Regions from separate parts of the Homo sapiens genome. Here all the other regions are linked to region 1. A link is a loop called in an ENCODE intact Hi-C map of the cell type or tissue named here. Cell type or tissue: heart right ventricle. All regions are shown on one strand.

What was found. Peaks named below come from ENCODE experiments on the same cell type or tissue, not always from the same donor. Only the 100,000 strongest peaks of a DNase experiment are listed, where the experiment ranks them.
Region 2: it touches region 1 in a loop (5-fold over the local background); 51 of 110 quality-filtered maps call a loop at or near these places.
Region 3: a loop joins it to region 1, with 3.0 times the contacts of the local background. A loop is called at or near these places in 31 of 110 quality-filtered maps.

Annotation. Positions count from the first base shown.
Region 1 is chr20:40,685,382-40,693,381 of GRCh38, reverse strand. MAFB (MAF bZIP transcription factor B) reads left to right here and starts at 4,146. Exons shown (of 1, transcript NM_005461.5): 1 at 4,146-7,534. The coding sequence starts at 4,532. The coding sequence ends at 5,503. RefSeq lists enhancers at 1,980-2,955, 2,956-3,933 and silencers at 3,884-4,193, 4,214-4,283. In heart right ventricle, CTCF peaks have their summits at 2,977 and 3,196 (motif pointing right); DNase peaks (open chromatin) are centred at 2,654, 3,231, 4,051 and 5,591; H3K4me3 peaks cover 5,652 bases; H3K27ac peaks cover 4,167 bases; H3K27me3 peaks cover 3,517 bases.
Region 2 is chr20:40,156,229-40,164,228 of GRCh38, reverse strand. No RefSeq gene overlaps it. Among named protein-coding and RNA genes, the nearest start is that of LINC01370, 160 kb to the right of the region's middle. In heart right ventricle, CTCF peaks have their summits at 3,771 and 3,972 (motif pointing left); a DNase peak (open chromatin) is centred at 3,958.
Region 3 is chr20:39,265,724-39,273,723 of GRCh38, reverse strand. No RefSeq gene overlaps it. Among named protein-coding and RNA genes, the nearest start is that of LINC01734, 45 kb to the right of the region's middle. RefSeq lists an enhancer at 3,844-4,344. In heart right ventricle, CTCF peaks have their summits at 4,404 and 4,603 (motif pointing left); DNase peaks (open chromatin) are centred at 2,303, 4,603 and 4,790; H3K27ac peaks cover 3,089 bases; H3K27me3 peaks cover 756 bases.

The DNA of each region.
Region 1 (8,000 bases):
TTGGAATCTGACAGCGGTTGTATGGGGCAAGGGAAAGTGGAAGTGATAGCTGCCTTTGGGAAGAGGAAAAGGAAGAGTAAGGGCAAAAAACAGAAACAAAAATCCCCCAGAAAACCCTCCTGTCTCTTTTTGGGTTCCATAGACCTTGGGAGGATCCCACGGAATGGGAGCAACATAATACTTTTCCACTGAGCCTCACAAAAGGTGGCAGAGACCTGAGGGCTCCTTGGAAAAGACAGGTGACACTACATCTGGGTGATGCAAAGGCAGAAGTCAAGCTCCTGCGGCAGGCGGGAGGTGGGGGTCCCCTGATTCAGGACCCTCCCTGGCAGAACTTGCCTCTGAGGCCCTTGAGACCACTGGCCTCTGCTTAGCGACTCCGCATAGTACGATCCGGAGCCCACCGAGCTTTGAAGCTGGAAGTTTCCCGCTCCCGCATCCCGCGTGCTGCTGCGCCTCTCCACCAACACACACGCGCGCGCAAACAGCACACGCACGAACACACCCCTCCCGCACGCCTCCAACAGCACCCATGCGTGCACAGAGACGCCTCCTCGCTCACCAACCACCTGCAACCCTCAGGGAAATAACGCCGAAGGTGAACGGCGCACCTTCGGGCTGAATGAGGATGCCAGGAATGCCGCTCTGGTTTCCAGGCGTACGGGAGGACACGCCGCCGGGCCTCTCTGGAGTTATTCCCTCGGCTGAGTGGGGGCCAACGAGGGCAGCGCGGCAAACCTCACACCTGGCGGCTGGCTGTGGGCTCCACGCTCCCTTAGGGAATAACCTCTTCTCTTACTCCTACCCCGAATGCTCCAAGGCTCTGCAGCGGCTCGGACCCTGCAGAGCTTCCTCCATCACCATTTGTAGCTAAAGAATCCCGAGGCGGTGCGTCCCAGAGGCATAGCCTCTGGCCCAACCTGGCGTGGGTAGAGAGGAGGTCACTCTTGGGTAAACACCTTAAATGGGAGTTTTGGCAACAAGCTGTTCACTAGAGGGGCTGTGGCTGCCGCAAAATCCCCGACTTTCCTTCAGTGTGCCTTGGGACTCCGTGCATTTCCTTCAGTGTGCCTTGGGACTCCGTGCACTGCTCGCGTGTCTCCTGGCCTCCCTTTACTTCTCCTCGACCCTTCACTTCTTCCACCGTTCCTTCTTTTACTTTTTTTCTTTGAGCGTGTCGGACTCCCAGTCAATAGGTATACAGCAGCAATCCCTCACCCTCCTCACCTCAACCCTGCCTACGTTTTAGGGATAGGGTGAAGACTGCGGGCACTGCTGTGTATCCATGACGGGGAGCCGAGCCTGGCATGCTGATCCAGAGACCCCAGAGATGAGAAGCGGCATCCCGCGACAGCAGTCGGAAGTTGGAGGCTATAGGGCCTGGGGCTCCAAGTCAGCGCAGCAGTAACCGGGGTGGGGGAGGCCAGGCCACGAAGTGGGGCCGGCTGCGCAGCAGCGGCCTTAACTCCTCGGCCACCTGCATGTCTCCGTCATTCACCCACAGCCTGGCAGGGGTAGGGCTGTTTCCAACATTTTTTTTTGGTGGGGTAGGTTGTGGGGTGTGCAGAGGAGGGAGTGGCTAAGCTGGGAGAGGGGCAGAGAAACGGATTTGGGTGGGGAAGTGAGCCTGGGGATGGACAGAGATACCACAGTCAAAGCCCAGGCGAAGGGAGTGACCACAACAGAGACAGAGGCACAGGGACAAAGAAGAGCGCGGTTGCCCAAAGCCCGAGTCCAAGAGACCCTGAGTCGGAGGCAGGCCGCCCGCAGGAGAAGAGGAGGTTCGGAACCGCAGACCTGGGGCCTCAGGAATCCCCAGGGCCTTAATGGGCCACGGAAGTCTTCGACGGCCAGTGTCAGGCAGAGCCGAGGGGACGTATGGGCGGGGGTGGAGTGGGTCACAGCTTGGCCTGTCCATCTTGGTGCCCGCGCAGAAGTCCACAGTGGCAGAAACACTCTGGGAGCCACAGGTCTCTTAGGACCCTGAGGGAGGGTGCTACCAGCTCTAGTCCAGTCGGGACCAAGAGAGTCAGGCGTGCTTGTCCCGCCCTGGCCGCCTGAGGCCGGAGCCATACATAGTCTGCACAGATCCGAGACACCCGGTCCCGAGTGATCTGGAAACGAGTGTGCTCTCACTGCGTTCAAACAAGACGAGGACATTTACAAGGTGCGAGTCCCCAACCCCCAGCTACTGGCAGGGGCTGCGCAGCGGCACCGCCCAGGCTCTCTCTCCAGGCGGCCGACTCATTTCTGCGGAGAGCACGCTTCTCGAAGAGGGTTGTAGACGCGCTCTTCCAGCATTTAATTTGCCACCCCACAAGATTGAGTTAAGTTTTAGTTAAAATACACTCATTTTATTAAAAATAGGCGGCCCAATACCACGCCGTACCCCAGCCTCTCCGAGGGCGCAAGAGAATAGAGAGTTTTCAGATTAATTGGAGGCAAATATTTTACCTTCTAACATTTAAAAATAATCTAGGCGCGTCTGCACCGGTGTGGCTCACGCGACCCCTACGCGCGAGGTCAGTCGGGCTGGTCCAGCGCAGACAGCGGCCGGGACTCACTCACCCAGTGCGCGCCTCTCCTGCCTTTCGCTGCGCGCGCCCAAAGCTAGAAAGAAGAAGGTGACGCGGGAGGCGGGTCGGGTCTCCGGGTCCAGCGAATTCGCGATCTATCCGGTTTCGGCGCCTGAGCCGAGGTCTCAGAAAGAACCCGTTAATTCTAGCCATCCTGGATCTGGGTAGGGAGGGTGCGCGGCTCCCAAGCCCAGTCTGGATGCCTAGTGCGGTGTGCTTCGGTCTCCCCGTCTGCCCTCCGGGGAGGTTTCTCACCCGGTGGCCCTGGGCCGCTTCACTGTGGCGCTTCCACTTTTGGCTACCGGCCTTCCTCCGCCCAGGACCTTCCGGCCCAGGGAGCAGCCGACGGGCACCCCCGAACGCTGGGGCACGGAATTTCAACGGGGCGACCAGAGCGGAGCTCGCGGCTCGAGGCTCGCGGCTGAGTACGAAGACGGGACCCGAGGACCTGTACATCGCTCGAGGGGAACCTGTCCTGGGCTCTGGTGCACACATAGTATGCGTTCTGGGCTGGCTTGGGTTGGGCCAGGTAGGGGAGACCTGGCTGGGTACGAGGCGCCGTCCAAGCCTTCCGGCCGTGGGCCGGGCGGTCGCGGCGCCTTTGCGCACAGTGGCCACTTGGGGTCGCACTTTATGCCTGTTTGAGCCTCTCCGCGGCGGGCTGACGCCGGGATCTGCTTAATCGTTACAAAACGTTCAAACAAAAACAGGGCCGGCTCCCCAGCAGTGGAGAGCTACTCGGAGCACCGTCCCGGGCCGGCCTCGGCCCCGAGGCTCCGGGGGCTCAGGATTCCGTGCGTGTGGCGGGGAAGAGGAATTCAGAGCCTTTGGGCTGCTGCTTTTCCCGTCGCCTTCACTGTGAACATTGTGCGGTGGGGTGAACGCGGGGAGCGGCGGGGCCAGTGGAGTCGAACCTCAGGGCTCTGCGACTGCACCCGCCAGGAGGGGCCCTCGCTTGGCCTGAGAAAGGTCCCCTGAGGTTAAGAGTTGGGTCTGAACACAACTCTCGGAGCCTCGAGCCCGCCCTCCCCAACATACAAATACGCGCAGATCTCCAGAAACAGGAACGCACGACACACACGGCCAGAAGCCGCGAGGACACACAGAGCGTCGCCCACTGGGCGGGGGCCGCTTGGGAACAAAGGGCCCAGGAGGCGTTGTCCCGGCGCTCATTCTGAGCCTCCTTGGGGGTGACACGGGATGGGGGTGGGGTGCAAAGGGAACTGAGGGAGGAGAGTGCGCGAGGAGGGGAAAGCGGTGATTTGGCCTAGAGGTGGGGCGCGCACTCCAGGCGAGCGTGCGTGGGCCGGGACCTGCAGGGTACGGGGGTGGGCCCAGGCTGGCCGTCCCACTCCGCTCCAGCGCTCCGCCAGGCCTCCGCCGCTCCGGGGCCGCTCGGGCCGCCAGTCAGCTGACGCGGGGGGCGGGGGAGCTGTCAGGCGCGCCCCGCCCTGCGCCGCTGGGCCGCGGAGGCCGTGCAGCTATTGGCCCGCGCACCGGGCCGCCCGGGCCCCCGCACCCCAGTGACATCAGGAGGCGATAAAAGGCTGCGGCGCCGCCGGATCCAGCACAGCTGCACCGCCGAGCTGCGAGCGGCTGCGAGCGAGAGAGCGTAAGAGCAAGAGAGCTAGAGAGCGAGCAACGGGCACTCGCCCCACGCCTCCCCTCAGCCCCACCGCGCGCTCCGCTTGCCTCTCCACCCCGCCCGACTCTACCCGGCCCGGTCCCTGCGCGGGCACAGCCCAGAGCTCTGGGGCGGTGCAGGCAGCCTCGGGACTCTCCGGCGCGCCGCCGCGTCCCCAGACAAAGGCTTGGCCGGCGGCCCCGGCCCGCTGCGCCCTCGCTCCCCGCCTCCCCAGCTCTTCTCCGCTCTTCCCCCCCGCGCTTGGCTCGGCGCGCTCCGGCCGGCCGCAAAGTTTCCCGGGCGGCAGCGGCGGCTGCGCCTCGCTTCAGCGATGGCCGCGGAGCTGAGCATGGGGCCAGAGCTGCCCACCAGCCCGCTGGCCATGGAGTATGTCAACGACTTCGACCTGCTCAAGTTCGACGTGAAGAAGGAGCCACTGGGGCGCGCGGAGCGTCCGGGCAGGCCCTGCACACGCCTGCAGCCAGCCGGCTCGGTGTCCTCCACACCGCTCAGCACTCCGTGTAGCTCCGTGCCCTCGTCGCCCAGCTTCAGCCCGACCGAACAGAAGACACACCTCGAGGATCTGTACTGGATGGCGAGCAACTACCAGCAGATGAACCCCGAGGCGCTCAACCTGACGCCCGAGGACGCGGTGGAAGCGCTCATCGGCTCGCACCCAGTGCCACAGCCGCTGCAAAGCTTCGACAGCTTTCGCGGCGCTCACCACCACCACCATCACCACCACCCTCACCCGCACCACGCGTACCCGGGCGCCGGCGTGGCCCACGACGAGCTGGGCCCGCACGCTCACCCGCACCATCACCATCATCACCAAGCGTCGCCGCCGCCGTCCAGCGCCGCTAGCCCGGCGCAACAGCTGCCCACTAGCCACCCCGGGCCCGGGCCGCACGCGACGGCCTCGGCGACGGCGGCGGGCGGCAACGGCAGCGTGGAGGACCGCTTCTCCGACGACCAGCTCGTGTCCATGTCCGTGCGCGAGCTGAACCGCCACCTGCGGGGCTTCACCAAGGACGAGGTGATCCGCCTGAAGCAGAAGCGGCGGACCCTGAAGAACCGGGGCTACGCCCAGTCTTGCAGGTATAAACGCGTCCAGCAGAAGCACCACCTGGAGAATGAGAAGACGCAGCTCATTCAGCAGGTGGAGCAGCTTAAGCAGGAGGTGTCCCGGCTGGCCCGCGAGAGAGACGCCTACAAGGTCAAGTGCGAGAAACTCGCCAACTCCGGCTTCAGGGAGGCGGGCTCCACCAGCGACAGCCCCTCCTCTCCCGAGTTCTTTCTGTGAGTCGTGGCCGGTCCTGGCCCCCGCCCTTGCCCCGGCCCGGACTCCCTGTCCCACGTCCCTAGTCCCAGACTACCCCGGACCCTGTCCCTGCCGCGGCCCCAGCCTTGACCTGTTTGACTTGAGCGAGAGGGAGGAAGGGCGCGCGGGCCGCGGGCGACGGGCGGGTGCGCGGGCGGGCAGGGGACCTTGGCTAAGGCGAGAGTAGCGCACGCCAGCGCCGCCTCCTAGACTCGAGCAGAGCCGGAGAGAGAGACGAGAGGGTGGGAGGTCCCGGAGTAACTTCTCTCCAGGCTGAAGGGCGGCGAGGCATAGTCCCGAGAAGTCACCAAGGCCATCTGGAGACTCCTGGCTTTCTGAACTTTGCGCGTTAAGCCGGGACAGCTGCTTTGCTGCCCGGAGAGTAGTCCGCGCCAGGAAGAGAGCAACGAGGAAAGGAGAGGGACTCTGGCGTCCCGGCAGGCGAGAGGCGAGGCTGAGCGAAAGAAGGAAGGACAGACGGACCTGTCTGTCAGAGTTCGGAGAACACTGGCTCTCAGCCCTGAGACACAGGCCTCAGTTAGGACGCTCGGCGCCCAAATCTCATCAGTTTTATTGCCTGCTCGATTATATAGAAAAATACAAAAAATCTGCATTAAAAATATTAATCCTGCATGCTGGACATGTATGGTAATAATTTCTATTTTGTACCATTTTCTTGTTTAACTTTAGCATGTTGTTGATCATGGATCATACTCCCCTTGTTTCTTTGGGTGAGAAGGGATCGCAGTTTGGAAACTCCGGCGGCTGCGTGCGGGGTTTCAGTCCCAGCTGTAGGCTTGTAAATACCCGCCCCGCCAAACCGCATAGAGAACGTGGCAGCAAGCTGAGGGTCTTTGTTTGGGTTTATTATTACGGTATTTTTGTTTGTAAGTTAAAAAGAAAAAAAAAAAGAAAAAGTTCCGGGCATTTTGCATCAGAAAACAACTTTGTCTTGGGGCACACTTGGAAGTTGCATGTTTTCTTTCCTTCCCTTATCCCCATTCGGTCCTCTTTTTCCTCTCTCGCTTTAGTTTTCAACCTTGTTGGTGCTGAGAGAGAGAACCGAGAGGTCCCAGTACAAGGGCAGGGCAGGGCAGGGAAGCTGCCAAGCTCCGCACCCCAGAGGAGTGTTCTGGACTACAGCCTTGTCTTATGGTCAAATTGATACCCTTAATAAGAAAGGAAAGGAAAGGAAAACAGATCCTCCCCTCTGCTTTTTATTGTAACCAGAATCACCCTGAGGTCCCTTCTGAACCCTCTGGGCCTGCGCTAATTGTAGGAGCCACAGCGCTCCTAGGGTGAGAGGCTTAGCCATCCCTGACCCTGGCAGTGCACTGGTAAGCAGACACTGCACTGAACCAACTGCTATGCTCAGAATGTACCAGAAACCCAAACATTGGCAAGTAATTTTGCAACTTTCAAGTGCGTTCTTTAGACCAATGCATTGCGTTTCTTTCCCTGCTTTTGAGATAGTAGGAAGAGTTCTTGGTGGTGTCCCCCCCCTTCAATTCTTCAGTTGTATAGTAGTTATAGGGAAGATATGGGTGTTTTTCTTTATTATTACTTTTTTTTTTCTGCAGGTCAGTAAAAGGATTTAAGTTGCACTGACAAAAATACCAAAATAAAAGTGTATTTTTAAGTTCCCATTTGAAATTGCTGGCGCTGCTGGCCGGATGCATTTTTGAGTTTGTATTAGTTGATAAATTAACAGTAATAACAAGATTGTATGAACCGCATGGTGCTTGCAGTTTTAAATATTGTGGATATTTGTCCTGCATCAGAAACGAGCTTTGGTTTTTACAGATTCAACTGTGTTGAAATCAAACCTGCCGCAACAGAAATTGTTTTTATTTCATGTAAAATAAGGGATCAATTTCAAACCCTGCTTATGATATGAAAATATTAAAACCTAGTCTATTGTAGTTTTATTCAGACTGGTTTCTGTTTTTTGGTTATTAAAATGGTTTCCTATTTTGCTTATTAAAACCATGGAAATGGTGTTTATTTAGAGGACTCTGCGTTCGCATGATTTTGACTTTCTTCTCTTGCTTCCTCAAGAGTCGCATCAACTTTGGGTTACTCTCACCCCATGGCCAATGGAATAGCAAACCAAGCCCTAGCAAATCCCTTCCTTGAGTGTCTGAGTGTGTGTGTACATGAGCCTCAAATGTGTTCTCTGCTTCCCACCCTAGGTACAGACCCTGGTCAAGAGAGCTGGATTATGAGCTGAGAGGGCGCAGGTCCAAACAGCCTTGGAGTCCCTGGGTGTGGGGCACACGCCACTTTTTCAGTGCTTTCAGGCTTGGCCACCAGAACTGACTTGCTAGTCTGTCTGCTCTGAAATAGTGATTGATGGAGACTAGGAAGCCAAGAGCTGCCACCTTGATGGGGAAGCTGGGTCTTTTTGGCGCTCTGGCCCAGCTGACCCGGGCCTTTGCCTTCCTGCCTGGGGTGCAAGTCTCCTTTCTCCTACCCAGCA
Region 2 (8,000 bases), 530 kb after region 1:
TGTGGTCCCGAAACTTTTTCTGGCCTTTTAGCCAATGATATTTATTTTAATAATAGCTCAGAGACCAAGAGGCCTCTCCTTTTCCCTCTTCATGAACAAATTGTGAAGAACTCCCCTATTTCTTATTCACATCTCTGGAATATGTGTGTGGTGGTTGCAGAAGAATATTTCCTGCTGAAGGTGGATCTGAAACACTGAGAAGCTGCCTGCAGCTCTCTGAAGCAACCTCATGCAGGAGAACAATCAGACTATTTCTGTCTGGCTTTTAGGGCCACAAGAAAAGAAGTAGAAAGAAATAGATGATGACTCACTGAAAGACAGACTTCTCTAATATGAAGAGTACTCTGATTTTTTTTTGGTAATCTAGCTGGAGCTAAGGATTCTGTGATCCTGTTTTGGTGCCCTTATCAATGCGTGTAAACTGCCGTAGGTGTAGGGTTAGAAGATGGCTTCACAAGTCACACATTTGGTAAACCCACTATAAATGCAATTGAAGTAGTTTTAAGTTTCTGGAGGCTGGGGATATTCAGACATAGGTCTGAAGACTGCTTGTTAATGATGTTCTAGAAAAGACTGAAAACCCTGAGGGGTGTATGGACTGTTTTATTTACTCAACTTGTCATCAAATGTTCATTAATTCTACTACATGCAATGCTCTGTGTTGGATATTGCACTGGTTTAAAGATCTACCTTAAATGTTCGTAATTTTATTATTCTATTCATTTTGGTATGGATGGGAAAGGAGAATGATCAAACAGAAGTAGGAGTCAGTCACATCTTTCATGATGCTGAAAATAAAGTCTCATGAAGTCGTAGATAACAAGAACAACAGTAATAATTGCCATATGGCCCAGGCGTGTATATGCATCATATGATTTAATCTTTCAACAGAACTTTGCAGTAAATATAGTAACTGTTATTCTTCATGTAAGAAAATTGAGGCTCAGAGACATCGGATAAATGCCCCAAGATCCAGTGCTAGTATCATCTGGAGCAAGTATTCTACCCAACATATATACATACGTACCAAGTTAGCATGTGACCTTTTGGCTAGAGACTTGCAGAATGATGGAAATGGAAATACAGCAATTACTGACAGCATATTTATTTGAAGGCAAGTGAAATTCCCTCCCAATATAAGTTAGCAGCAAGGTATTCATTTTATAAATAGAGATTTGCAAAGTCTCATCTGGGATGAGCTTAGTGATAAGTCAGTTGGCACTGGGGGCTTGCAAGATGTTACTTATGGCAAATTGGTTCAAGCACAAAAAGTTGTTCTTAACACTGTCTTTTTGTTGGTGACTTAAGAAGCAGCTAGAGTTAAACGTATGTATGACATTTCAGTATATTAGGAATTTTTGGAAGCAACAGGGAAGTATACTTCAAATACAATCCCCCAGCACTAGGCCAAGCACTTTCGCGTACATCCACTGATTTAATTGCCTCAGTGGTTTCAGAGGGTTGATGTTACTAACCCCATTTTTGCAGAAGGAACATTAAAATTCAATATTTTGTTCTAGACCACAGGGATTATTAGAGCTTCTGAAGCTGGCTGTTTGATTGCAGGCTTGCAGTTTATGCCTAGCTATGCATTTATAAAATATGGTAACTCAAACTGCTTTTCTGGGTTGTACTGTGGTTCTAACCCCTCTTTTGTAATAGTGTAAATTTTATGACAAGAGATGGTCTAAATTCCAAATAAGAAATCTTGAAGGATGAAGACTTCTGGTATATGGCTAGAACCAACTTTGTTTTTGACCAAAGAGATTCAAACACCAACCCAGTGGACAGGAATGTCACCATTCATCACTCTACACTAAACCATTTGTCAGGGCATCTATGGAGGGAGCCCTGGGAACCACTGAGTAGTAATGGTATGTAGACCATCAGGCTGAGCTTTGTATACCAGGATATGGGAGCCCTTGCCCTCACATCTGTATTCCATCCCTACAGACTCTGTCTCAGGCCTGGGTAGGGAAGGAATCTGCAGGCAATAAAGAAATGAAAGCCCTAGATTAGCTCTGGTTCCATGCCATGCTCTTCTCCAGGGGTGGTATTGAGTAGCAACTCCTGGGCCACACATGCAGGAGAGAAACTGATGTGAAGATGTGACTCTTTTGGCTGTGGCTGCCTAAGCAAAGCATCCCTGTTAGGTATGTGACATGCTTTCCACATTCCATTTTCTTCTAATGATTGAGCTCTGCTGGAAGAATAGGATTTGGGTTCTCATTGTAGTGTCTGCTTCCTCAGAAAGCCTGAGATGCTACAGTTCCCCAGTGAGGCTACACATGGAAAAGAGATTAGGCTGGGCACAGCTTTAGGGCAAGGCCACATCAGGACTCTGGCCTTGACTGTAAATGTCTCTGCACTCATCTCTCTGCCTTTGGCTTCCATAGTCAGTCCTCACTCCCCAAGCACCCCCATTCAGAAGCAATATTTTAAAACAGCAAAATCAATGAACTTCAAAACCTCATGGACAGCAAAAGCAAAACAGGGCTCAAAAATCTAAGGAGACCAGACATTTGAGAAAAAAAATTTCAAAGCACAAAGCCAGCTCAATCTCATTTGTAATGGGTCACAGTTTATTAGGAAGCCAATATGAAACCACAAGCAGGGACTAGCCCTGTCCTACTTTAAATGGACTTTCCATTTCCTTTGTAATGGTCAAAATGCAACTTGGTTAAAATGGACTTGTTTGTGAAATTTCTCCTTTCACAATTAAAAAAAGCAGTAAAGTATTTTACACATTTTAGTTTAAGTATTCAACCTTAAATACTTGTTTCTTTTGCTTTACATTAATTTATTATCAGTATTAAATACATTTATTGTTTTAAATTTATTGCTGTTACTTTATTAGTAGTAGTATAAATAATAGTGCTAGTAGTGGTAGGTGCATGTTCTAGTTTGGGCCCAAATCCCTATCTGATTTCATATACATACACACCCACACACACACACACACACACACACACACACACACACACACACATATTCTAGCCCAGCTCACTGTGATATATTTGGGAGATAAAGAATCTGCTGATTCAGAGTCACCTATCTCAGCCTCCTTACCCTTAGGTCCTACCCTAATCCCATTTTAAAAAAAATAAAAAACTAATATGTACACAGGGAAAATAAATAAAATAATATAATATGGGGTAAAAAGCAAAAGTTTGTGTCATTCCCTCAGTTTTTATTCCACTTAGGTAACTGTTTTTTATCATTTTCTCACATATTATTACATATTAAGTACTTATCCACTCTAGCATATGTAGACAAATGTTTCTCATTATGATCATTTGGATAATTTATTCACACACACACACACACACAGAGAGAGAGAGAGAGGTTATTTTGCATCTTGCCTTTCTCTCTTCTGAACACTATATTTTGAAGAACTTTATCAATCCATATGCATGTTTTATTTTTAAAATATCTTCCTAGTATTTAATTACAAAGATGTACCTTAACTTATTTAACCAGTATGCTATTGATGGAAACTTAGGTAGCTTCCTTTTTAAAAAAATAAATTAGAAATTATGAGACCATAAAAATATATCTTTATTATTATTATTTTGCTTGTGCAAATAAATATATAGAATAATTTCTGCTTTTCTTAAAAAAGTAGGCTATGAGCGATCTTTGCATCCCAGATGAAAGACTGTCTAGATCCTTCTTAATGTAGCGGACAAGGACAGTAGCAACAGAAATATGTACATGCACTGAAGAGGAAAACGCCAAGAAAGCAACTGATTCTAAAAGAGGGGTCAAGGACTATACACAGAAAGGAGCAGGAGAAAAGGCCGAGGGAAAATTTGCTTCAGTTCTGTTCTGTTCATAATAGCTTTAAGGCCCCCATGGCCGCCCAGCCCTGGGTACCTCACTATGCCTCAGGCTCCTGGAGACCTCCTCTATCTTCCCGGGGTTGGATAGAAGAGGCTTGAGTAGGGGAAGCCTTGAGCTCCCCCTAGAGGCTGGAGAGCATACGCTAGGCCAGAAAATACACATCATAGCAAATTAAAGGACATGTTTCAAAGAAAAAATACGCCAGTATAGAACAGCTGGTCACATGCATGCCTCTTCCCCTGGTGTCTTAATTCATGTGCATACATTTTCCATAACTGCATTGATGGCCTAGCTTCAATTTTGTATTCAGCTTCCCCCACCCCCTTAATACTACACAGCAAATGTTTTTCCATGTGGCTACATAATCTTTCTAATTACCATTTTAATGACTTTATAATACTCCTTCCAGTTCACATATTGTAATTTATTTAACCACTCCCTATTGGTGGACATTTTAGATTGTTTCCAGACTTTTAATAATATAGAAGGTGGTCCATATAATATCTGCTGTTTTCCCCTTTTTAAATGGTTTCTTAGATTAAATAGTGTGTCACAGGGTAGGGATGATATCATAGCTCTTAATACTCTTTGATCTTCTGATTCCACAAGCAGGAATGCTTCTGATAAGGTACCAAGATACTAATTTGGGTATCTGTTTATTGTTATTATTGTTTTTGTTATTCTTGTTATTGTTTTACTTCTGCAAGTGTCATAATGTAACCTACATTACGCCTTAAGTACATTATACATGAGCCTTTCACATTCTACTAATTCTTCTCTACTTTCCACACAGCCAAACTCATACATTTAGCCATTGGTTGATCATTTTTTCATTTATCTTTTGAGAACCTAACATTTATCAGGAATTTGCTCTAGAATCTTGTTTCCTTGGTAACATTGCAATTCTTATAGAAAACAGGAACAAAGGATGAGAATGCATCATATTAGTGAGCTCATTTTGTAAAACTCAAAAAAAATACTTTGCAAAATTCTAGTTATCAAACTTAACGAAAATGTGGGTTGGAGAAAATTTGCTAGCACGCCCCAGCTCTGTGCAACACATAAGGGCTGAATAAAAAGAGAACTGAGGCTGGGCACGGTGGCTCACGCCTGTAATCCCAACACTTTGGGAGACCGAGGTGGGTGGATCACCTGAGGAAAGGAGTTCGAGATCAGCCTGGCCAACATGGTGAAACCCCGTCTCTACTAAAAATGCAAAAATTTAGTTTGGCGTGGTGGCACAAAAAAATTAGTTTGGCATGGTAGCGTGCACCTGTAGTCCAGCTACTCGAGAGACTGAAGCAGGAGAATCGCTGGAACCTGGGAGATGGAGTGAGCTGAGATCACGCCACTGCACTCCAGCCTGGGCAACAGAGTGAGACTCTGTAGCAAAATAAATAAATAAATAAATAAATAACAACTGAGAAAGAGTGTGGAGCTGGTTGAAGCAAAGCATTGTTGGGTGGGTAGGAATTTACCAGCAGATAAGGGATAACAGTGGGGTCCTAGAATCAAACCGTTTGTATTGAAATCCTAGCTCTGACCCCTTAAAAACTGTGAGGTCTTAGTAATTTATCTTTTCTCTCACCCTCCCTCTTTGCTTTCTTACCAGTTCTCTTAGGTTTGTATTCAACTTTTAAAACTCAAAGAAAATATCACCTATAAATTTATGTTCTTCAACTTCTTCAGGAAAAATAAAACTCCCCCTACCCAGTGTTCCCAATCCATTCATTGATATATCTCTATCATAGCCCTTATCACATGATCACTGGAATGCACAGTCTTTGCAGGGAAGAGGTCATGTCTTCCTCCTCTTGGTGTCTCCAGCATCTAGCATGGTACCTGCCGCATATTAAGTACTTAGAAATTTTTGTTGAATTTAATGACTTGAATTGAATGTTTAGGTAATTATAGAACATAAACAGGAAGAAATATTATGTAGCAATTAAAAGGATAATTAGGAAGACTGAGTAGCTCGGTGGGAACATGTTTATGATATGTTAGTGTTAACATGCAAAATGATACCTGCATTATAATTCTCACTGTCGGAAACTTCTCAGGCTAGATACTAAGGAGACGAAGAAAAATGTGAAAAAAAAATATTTATCTCTGAGAAGCTCCTGCTATACTGAGGGAGGCAGGTGTGTGTAAAAATGATCACAGGGTAGGGCCAATGATAGCAGTGTGCATGAAGTACTGACAAGGGAGGGAGCTGAGTTTGTCTGGGGAAGTTTGGTGAGATTGACAGGACATTCACTGTAGGCTTTGGAGATTAAGTAGTTGTTAACAGACAAGAAATCAGAGTAGGATTTTCCTTAAAATGGGAAAAATACAAGAGAATAAACATGCAATGCATTTCAGAGGAATAATTAGGCATTTCCATGGGGGCTGGTAAGAGATGAGACAAAAGCATAATGTTGAGTTATATTGCAGGTGACTTGCTAAGGTGTTTGATCTTCAACATGTAGACAGAAGGGAGTCCTCAAAGGTTTTGAAGCAGCAGAGGAGTGGCACAATGATTACATTTGTTTTTAAGACAATAAACTTGGCCGAACCAAAAGGATGGGCTAGAGTGATAAATACCAGGACAAGGACACCAGAGAGGAGGCTACAGCTACCTGCTTCAAGTGAGATATAAATTGACTTAATAGTGAAGCTGGAGCTGGAGCTGGTGGGGTGGACTTGACATATCTTCAAAGGAATATTAGATAAGACTTACTGACTTATGTGATGATGGGAGGTGAGTTGAAGAAGCAGTCTAGAGTGATGCATGGGGAAAGACAATTATTTGGAAAAAAGTGTAAAAGGAGTAGATCTCTGGGAAGAGAGATCGTGGAAATGAGGGAGTGGGCAGATGTTGGGTTTAGTTTTGGAAATGTTGAGTGCATGGTGCTAGTGGGCTTTGCATCCACAGAAGCCTGATATACAGTCAAACAAATGATTCTAGGTTCTTAGGAAAATAACTCTGGCAAGAGATGTCCACAAACTGGGGCTAAAAAATAATCCCACATCTTCAATATCCATGTAAAACAGGATGTGTGTTATAAATGAAAGTATTCTGGATGCCTGACTGCAAGTCTAGGCTTTCCTTCAGCAGATGTGAGCAAATTACTTAACCCTGTTAAGCCTCAAATTCCTCATCTGCAAATTGGGATAATAAATCTTGTCTCAGAGGGCAGTGTGAAAATCGGATGAGATAAAGCAAGAAAACACCTGCAGGAGGACCTGATACGTGTCACTTCCACCCCCACTTGCACTTTGCCCTTTCTCTCCCACAGATGATCTCAGAACAAGAGTAAAGGGCTTGAAACAGAAACCAACACAGTTGTCTTTAAAATAAGTATCAAATAGATCTCTGTCCGATGATGACTGATTTTTGTCGTGCTGGTCTACTTCCTAATGTCAGATATTAGTAAGGTTCAGGGACCAGATCTTCTCTTGAGTGGTACCTATACTATTTTCCAATTTAAGATCTCTCTGAGATGAAATACAGAGTTTCTCAATATGATCACCATCTAGGTATAATCTGTATCAACATTCCTATATAGTAGCTTTATTTCTCTCTCTTCTCTGCTGAGAGTAAGACCTTGGGTTTCTCTTGCTGATTTGAAATGAGTCATCTCTATGTATTTTCATACAATATGATGATACTAATAAAATGATAATAACTTTCATTTTGAGAACTTGCTTTATGTTAGTATTTTAGGTGCACCAGTTCTTTTAGCCTATGCAAAAAACCTTCATGATTTTATGTTTTACTCATTATGAATGATGAGGCTGGGGTTTAGAAAGGTGAAGTGACTTGTCCGCAATTGCATAGAAAGTGAGTGAAGAACCTAGGATTTGGAAAGAAACCATGGGAATCCACTGTGTAACCACTACCTCTCAATCAAGATGGCATTTTCTGACACTCAGGGAGGGAGAAGGAGTGAAAAGAGATGCAAGAAGTAAGGAAGTGTTGTATGTATATGTGTTTTAATTGCTGTTCCTCATGAATCATAAGTCACTCTTGTTTCTCTATCAAGGAAGGCAAAAGGACAAGCAAACAGAATGGAATTTATCTATGATTAAAAAATTATGACCATTTATATGCAAATGAAGTTTGGACCTATGCTTCTGGAAGACTGAAGGGGATTATGCATAGTCAGAAATTTGGG
Region 3 (8,000 bases), 1.4 Mb after region 1:
GGAAGAAAGAATTTGTCAGGGCACCCCACTCCCCAGAGGTTCCCCAGCTGGGTCCTCCTCTCTTCCCTCTGTGCTCCCACAGGCTTAGCTGGTCCTTGTCAGAGGACAGCTGCGTTTTGGTCTCTTGGAGCAATGCTTCTCCCACCTTAGCGTGCCTCAGAGTGATATGGGGAACTTGCGAAAACACACATTCCTGGGGCCCAACCCCAGAATGTCTGATTCAATGGGCCTTAGGGTAGGCCCATTTGCTTTTTTTAACATGTTCCCAGATGATACCGATGGTGCTGGTCCAGGGATCCCAGGTAGAGAACGCTATCTTAGTTACACTCCCTGGCACAGCGAGAGGTTGAATCCTCCTCAGGCGCAGCCTCAGGGCTCTGCGCAGACTCAGTGTTCAATCAACACATATCGATTTTACCAAATGGAAGCAGTGAAGGGTGGATTGTTGATTGACTCTGGGATCCCATGAACAACTGGCTCCTTTACGTCCAGGCCTATTAAGTTAATAGGAAACTCAAGGGCGCAGGCAGCGTAGATGTGGAGGGGAGGCAAGGCTTGACATCTACAGCACTGAACTCCAGAGAATCTCCTTTCAAACTGCCAGAAATCATAAACATGATAATAGCAGCAACCACTTATTAATCCCCTGCCCTGTGCCAGGCCCTGTGCTGAGCTCTTCTTTGTGCAACCAACACAACAGGGCTACCAAGTCGGGACTGTGTGAATCCCTATTTTACACATAAAGACTCCAACAGACAAGCAGATCTCAACCCAATGCCTCATGAAGCACCAGGCATCAGGCCATATTCATTTGTCTTCAGAGCCTGCAAGCTTCATCATCACACTGAGCACACTGAGCCCTCTCCAGAGAGACAGAGAAACTTGGAGGTCGGAAGTAGCTACGCTTTAGAGAATGGCAGTATCTGCCTAGGAAGAGAATTGAGTCAGTGGAATAAACAGTCTGATTCCTAAACTGTGGTGTAGCACTGACCAGGTGCATGAACTTGGGCCTCCTTCAGCACCTTTGCCCTCTGAACTGTGAAATGGGAATAATAATTCCTAACTGTTGGGATGTTGTTGGATTAAATGAGAACATAAACCGAAATGCCTGATACAGTACCTGACCCTTAGGAGTGGTCCAATAAGGACCCCCTTAAAGCAGGCTCCTTTCTCTTCCTGTAAATATTTTGGAGTGACAACTCAGAGCCAAATTTAGCAATTTTTCCTGACAACCTTGGGGCTGGGGAGGAGGAGAGGATGGAGAGGCAGATACGGCAACCTACCATGCTGCAGGGCAAACAAGTTGCTGCAGTCCAAACAAGTCCTAGATCAGCAGAAGCAGGCAAGAACCTGGCTTTATAAGAACTCACAGGCCCCACAATCACATGCCAAATCCACTCAGAGGACCCAGTGTCAGGAACCGTGTCAGTGGAAAGGGGTGGGGTGGCTGTCCCTGAAATCCCTATTCAGGGAGTGGCCATGTCTCCTTTGCACACCCAAGGACAGAAGCTGTACCTAGAAGAGGCCACACTAAGCTCAGCAACTCAATTTGCTAAGGACCTCACCCTCCAGAATCCTGTAGCCTGGGTCTCCTTAGACCACCCAGAGGAAAAGGACTTGGGAGGCCCCATGTAGCCTAACAGGCAAGCCAACACAGTAGAGGCTGGTGGGAGACGCTGCTAGGTCTAGAATCACAGTCTAGCACTCACTAGCAATAACCTTCACTTCTGTGAAGGAACAGCAAAAATGGTACCTAACTTCAAGATTGCTGTAGGATGCACATTGAGCCTTTAGCAGAAGTGCTTATCACAGAGCAAGCTCTTATAAAATTAGCTCCTATTATCCTTGTTATCCTTGTTGTTATTGTTGTGTCCACACCTGTGAGGACATAGATAAGATTAAAAAATAACTGAGTCTTAGTTTTCTCACTTATACAATGAATATGTTAATAGAACATATCCCCATAACATTGTCACAACATTTAAATAATGTATGTCAAGCACCTAGCACACAGTAAGCACTCAATAAATGTTAAACATGATTTCTAGCTGGAGGCACAGATGACACCACAGTTAGGATGATCAGCTGTTCTGATTTGCCAGGGACTTTCCAGTTTTAGCCCTGAAAAGTTCCATGTCCTGGAAACCCCTCAGTCCCAGGCAAACCAGAACAGTTGGTCACCCTGCAACAGCCCAGCTGGCTGGGGCCTTCCCTGCTCCCCCAGGCAGTGCAGGGAACATTTCTGGCCCACATCAACTTGCCCCTGGAAGCTAAGCCAGGCACTGGGCTGCCCTCAGGGTATACGTGGCCCCAGGATTCCAGAGCCAGTGTTCTCAGGACGAAGTGTTCCAGCAAGGCTCAGAGAAGCTCAGAGACAGAATCCACGCCCACATCCAGGATCCTGGAATGAGAGCTCCTCGACAGGACGCAGACAGGCAGAGCCCAGGGAAAATGGAAATTGTCTCTGAGGGTCCTGCTGGACTCAGAGAAGGGAGAGAACCGTGTTCCCCCACGATGAATAATGCAGGGAGAGGAAGCAAGGGGCAGAGTAGTTGCCATTGGGCCCCCAGTTCCTCACCAGCCAGGCTGCTGCTGAGCAGGAAGCCTCCCGGCTGAGCCTGGGAAGCAGTTATCACTGGTGGGTGATTAAGTTACTAATCCTTCAGAGAGAAGACATTTAGAGGCCCATATTAAAGCAGTGCGAAGCAAAATCACATTCCGTTTCAATTTAGTTTAGCAATTCCCATGATTTAGTTAAATGAAAAGCAATTGTTCCAATTAATAGTATTGAATGTTATTCATCAAAAGTGTCAAAACAGCTCTGTGGCTGCATTAGTAACCCATTCTCTTGTCAGAGATATGGATAATTCCCCAGGACAGAATGGGGAAATGGTAGGGTTCGGGGGTTTTGGTGAAAGGTCAAAGTCAGAGGGAGTATTTACATGCACATGTGTAGGCTCATGTACATGCAACCTGTGTGCATGGATAGGTGCATATGTGAGCACATGTATCTTATATGCATACAGATCCAAACTGTACCCAAGTGTATATATTTGTATGAAGTTAAAGTGCATATGCCAATGTGCCTGAGTAGCTGTGCACAGGTGTGTGTGTGTGTGTGTGCACCTGTGTGTTCCTGGTGCACATATACAAGTATGTATATGTGCACATGTATGTATATGTGCAAATATGTGTAAGTGCCTTGTGTGCCTATACGTACATGTGTGCATATGTGAATTTATGTCCATGCACATGCACGTATTTAGATAGTTATACATTCGGGTATGGTGGTATGTGTACACAAATTATCCTGAAGACATGTTGCTATCCAAGGGGATGCAATGTGAGCATACACAGGTATGCATATTTTGGGGTGCCTTCATACATATTGTAAATATATCTGTATGTATCAGGGCAAGAGGTGTAGGGAGTTTGCTGCCTCGATGGATTAAGAGCTGAGCCATCAATTTCCATCCTTATGTCATAGTGAGTGATTTGGCTTGTCACTGGGACATTGCCATTCAAATTTAGCTCTTATGATCCAGAAACTTTTTCTGTCATGTGAACTGCTGCATTCTCAGGACCCAAAAGAGAGCCTGGCACAGAGGAAGTTTCAATGACATATACTGATAGAATAGATTAATGGATGGATGGAAAATAGATGGATTGATAAATGGATGAATGGGGAAGGATGGGCAGATGGATGGAAAAGGATGGAGGGATACATGGCAGGGTAGATAAATGAGTAGCTGGGTAGGTGGGTGGCTGGGTGGGTGAGTTGATGGAAGGATGGATGGATGAGGGGCTAGATGGATGGAGGGGATGGATGGATGGGAGAATGGCTGAATAGAATAAATGGTTTGCCATAGGTCACTGGGTCTATCAGGCCTCCCAGTAGTGGGTGCATCCCAGTCTTTTTCCCTCAGGGTAAATCCTAAGCTTCTCTGGCTTTCAGACAGCTCAGCTGAACCTCAGACAGCTTCATCCGGGGCAGGCAGCAGGCTCAGAGGGCTCACAAGCTGCCAGAATCAACCAAGGCAAAATACTGCAGAGTCAAGAGCAGGAAGGGCAGGGACTGCTTTGGAGTAGCTGACAAATCTCAGCTTTGCTAGGCTAACAGGAAGCTGGCCTGGCCAGGCAGGCCCAGGAGGATACAAACCAAAAAGGCCCCTTCAGGGGCTTGTATACCCCAAGCCAGGGTTCCTGCATCTGGCTTTTGTGCTGGGGCTGCAGCTGCCAGCTCCTGACCCTATCCCCAGGCCTGTCCTTCTCTGTCACTGTTCTTCCTGCTCCTTGCATCTTCCACAGCAGGGGGAAGCCACGTGCCCATCCCCATCCAGACGCAGATGCGGCTCATCACAGTTCCATCACCCCAGACTAGGATGATACAGGGAATCTACGGATAGCTTCCCATCACTGCTGTCCTTGCTTCCCAGACTCCCCTGGGTGTTGGTTCTCTCTGGAGCTGACCAGACCCTGGAGGGGGCCCCAAGACCCCAAGCGGGTCAGTTTTTGTGGCTGTCAGTCCTCCCACCATCCTTTTGAGCATTGACAGGGTTTTGCCTGGCCCACCTGCTGTCGGGGCCTGCCCCCTAGTGGCTGACTCTGCCCCATACACTGCCCTACCCCAGGGCACCAGCTCTGAGCCTGGTGGCCCCCTCAGCCAGCCTCAGCCAAGAAAGGAGCGCTGAGTCTTTGCAAAAGCTCCACCATGGCCCCATTTCTCCCTTTTCAGCCATGGACACGGTGGGGCCAGATCTCTCCACACGCACACAGTACTGGCTTCCCTGAGTCTGCATTGCCCCCAGTCTGTCTGCAAGTGTCCATCCATCCGGATGGTGATTAAGCACGAACAGGAAGAGTTAGGATGTGATCCCTGAACCCAGGAGGCTCATAAAGACAATAGCTGGGACAATAGCAAGAGGCACTGGGCGTCCTGTCTATTTTGGGGAGGCCCCAAGCATGGCTGGCCAAAACCAAGGGCATCCTGAGGCTCATTAATCTGTGTGGGAGTTATGAAGACAGGATAGAGGGTCCAGGAGGCCTTCCGCCAGTCGTTTCCTCCCAGCCCACCGGCTCTGCTCCATACTCCACACGCGGAGCCCCTGGCCCCAGCCTCCAGAGACCCAGCCTTGCCAGCTCTCTGCGGTAGACCCAGCTCCCTTCCTCTCCTTTCAAAGACTTGTACTGAGAGATTAGAGGCCCTGGCCTTTCTGGGATCCACTCTTTGTTTTCTCCCTGAGGGAGGCAAAGGAAGAAGTAAAACACTATCAGCCTCATCCAGGCTGAGGCAATGGAGAAACTGCCTTGAAATATCCTTCTGGTGCTCTGTTCCCACGGCCTGGCCTCCTTGGAGCCCAGGAGTAGCAAAAGGTTAATTGCTAGGGTGTTGGGCCCAAGCAGTCGGCTGGAGGAGCCAGAAAGCCAACTGTTAAATATGCAGTTGTTACATATGCCTCTCTCCTTTCCCTTCTCCCTCTATCCTTCTCTCCCAATCACTAAACGGTTGCTAGCTTGAAATCAGACATGATGTAAGCAAATGCCTCTCTCTCTTCCCTTCTCCCTCTATCCTTCTCTCCCAATTGCTAAACAGTTGCTAGCTTGAAATCAGACATAGTGTAAGTATTTACACCACAGAAACTGGCAAACACTGTAAAACAAACCAGTACCATCAAGGCAGTCGTGAAGCCCCACTTTCCTGGTCCCAGGATGAAAGTCAGACACCCAATTGACTTGGTTGGAAACCATCACTTGTGACAGTTTTAGGGCCACAGAGGCTGGAGTACACACCAGCATATTGTTCCCAGCACCCTAACCTTATTCCACCTGCCCTTGCAGTCTCTGACCCTGGATGGTACTAGGACATGAGATCAGTCTGAAGAGTCAGGAGACCTGGATTCTACCGCAGATGCTGCCCCTGTCACTTTACCTCACTGATTCTTTATTTTTCAACAGGAAAATGGAGCAGTAATAACCCACTGTAGGACTCAAACTTCATTGGGTTGTTGTGAGAATTGAATAGACTATTGCACGTGAAGCACTTAGCACATTGAGAGTATTGTGGGACCTGGTTGATAGTAACTATTCGATAAAAGTCAGCTGTTGTCACCATTATTGTTATTAACATTACTTTCCTCATGAGTGTTTTAAGGCTAAAATAAAATAATAGCTATAAAAACATCTGCATGATTTTTTGTCTTTAAAATGTTTCCAGTAATGTAAACCAAAAGTGGCCTGGATGTCTCCTTCAACTTTTCCTATGCCCAGGTTCATCTAAGCACAATGCTTGGCCAATGAATGGCAGGTGACCAACCATACAGCTTAGACATTTTAGGAACTATGACATTTCTAACACGATAAAGGAGTCCTGGTCCTTTGCTTGTTCACCTAGGGTATATATCTTATTGTAAATTGTTGCGAACCTAATTTTTGGAGCTGAGGTGTGGTATCTACTCAAATCCTCAGAGAAACGATGGCTTTACCAGCACCTTCTCTGGAGTCATGTCAAAAGCGAACCACAAGGTCAGAAAAGCTGAGTCATGTTTTCCCCAGGAAAGACCACCTCTGACCCTTGGGTGAATGGAGCATCTCATCATTGCTCTTCAACCATGCAGAAACACCTCATGCAAGTTCAGAGGCACCAAAGACTATCACCAGCTCTGTCCTTGTCTCATATCTGCTCCAGCAGACCCTGTGTTTGGGGGACCCAGCAGGGTAGAGGGTGGTGAGCTAAGGAGAAGAGATTAAATAATGCAAGAGATTCTCCTGGGTTCAAACCCATGTTTGTGCAGCCGTGAGCAAATGCTTTCATTTCGTTGAGCCTCAGTTTTCTTATCTGTAATATAAGGATAATTATTCTGACCTCAAAATGCTATAGAGTAAGTCCATGTGGCAATGTAGATGAGAAATCCTGGTACACAATTACTACTCAGAAGCTGCTTGTTTTCAGTCTACCTTATCACTATGCAGAGTTTTTTGTGTAAGGGCCCAAAAATAATGGTACTAGCTACAGTTATTTACTGCTTATTGCCCCAGCAGAGGCCTGGTCCCAAGGCGGCAAAAGTTCACCTCTCAGCTACTCATTTAGGCCTATTGCTGTGGTACACATAGGACCTTTATTTTAGGGATCATTCATAAATCCAGCTTTCCAGCAGGGTAACAGATAGGTAACATTAGCTAACAGTAGCTGATCCACACAAGAACAAGATGCTTTGAACAAGAAGACGAAGACTCCAAAACCTCAAATCTTTGGACAAGACCAAAATCATAAAAAGCTTTACATCATCAGTACTTGAGGAGAAAGAGACCAATTGAAGCCCCAATTCCTCCCAGATTTATGTATCTGTTTGAACATGTGTGCATGTAGGCCTGTGACCTGTGTGTATACACATGTATGTGCATGGGCACAGTTATAAATGCAAGTTTGCACCTGTGGCTTCTTATGAAAGTACATGTTCTGTGTACTTCCTGGGCATGTGTATATACAAGGGAACAGGTACATGTACATGTGTGTACACATGCATGTGCATTTTTATGTGTAGACCTGAGTGTTTGTGTATCTGTGCTGGTGCATGCAAGTGTGGGGTTACATTTACAAATGAGTGAAATGGTAGCTGCGTGTTCCTATGTGTGCCTCTCTGGCTGCAGACAATGTACAGATGGCTGCAGGCGAATGAATGTGTCAGTGTGTACATATGCACGTGGGTGCATTTTTAAGAACAGATAGTACAAATAAACAGCATAAACAAGATGGTTGGGAGGAGGTGGGGTTTTAAATACTTAGGAAGACAAACAACCCCATAAGGACTTTGGAAGCACTCATTATGTACAAATAATGTATATGCTAATTACAAATTACTCTTTTCTGCTCATTAAAGCAGAACTGCTGCACTTTATTAGTTCAGTTCTGGTTACTCTACACACTTGAAAGTAATAAAAATGACTCTGGGGTCAGGAAGACACATGCATAGGGCAAAGGGAGCCACTCAGGCAATGTGAAT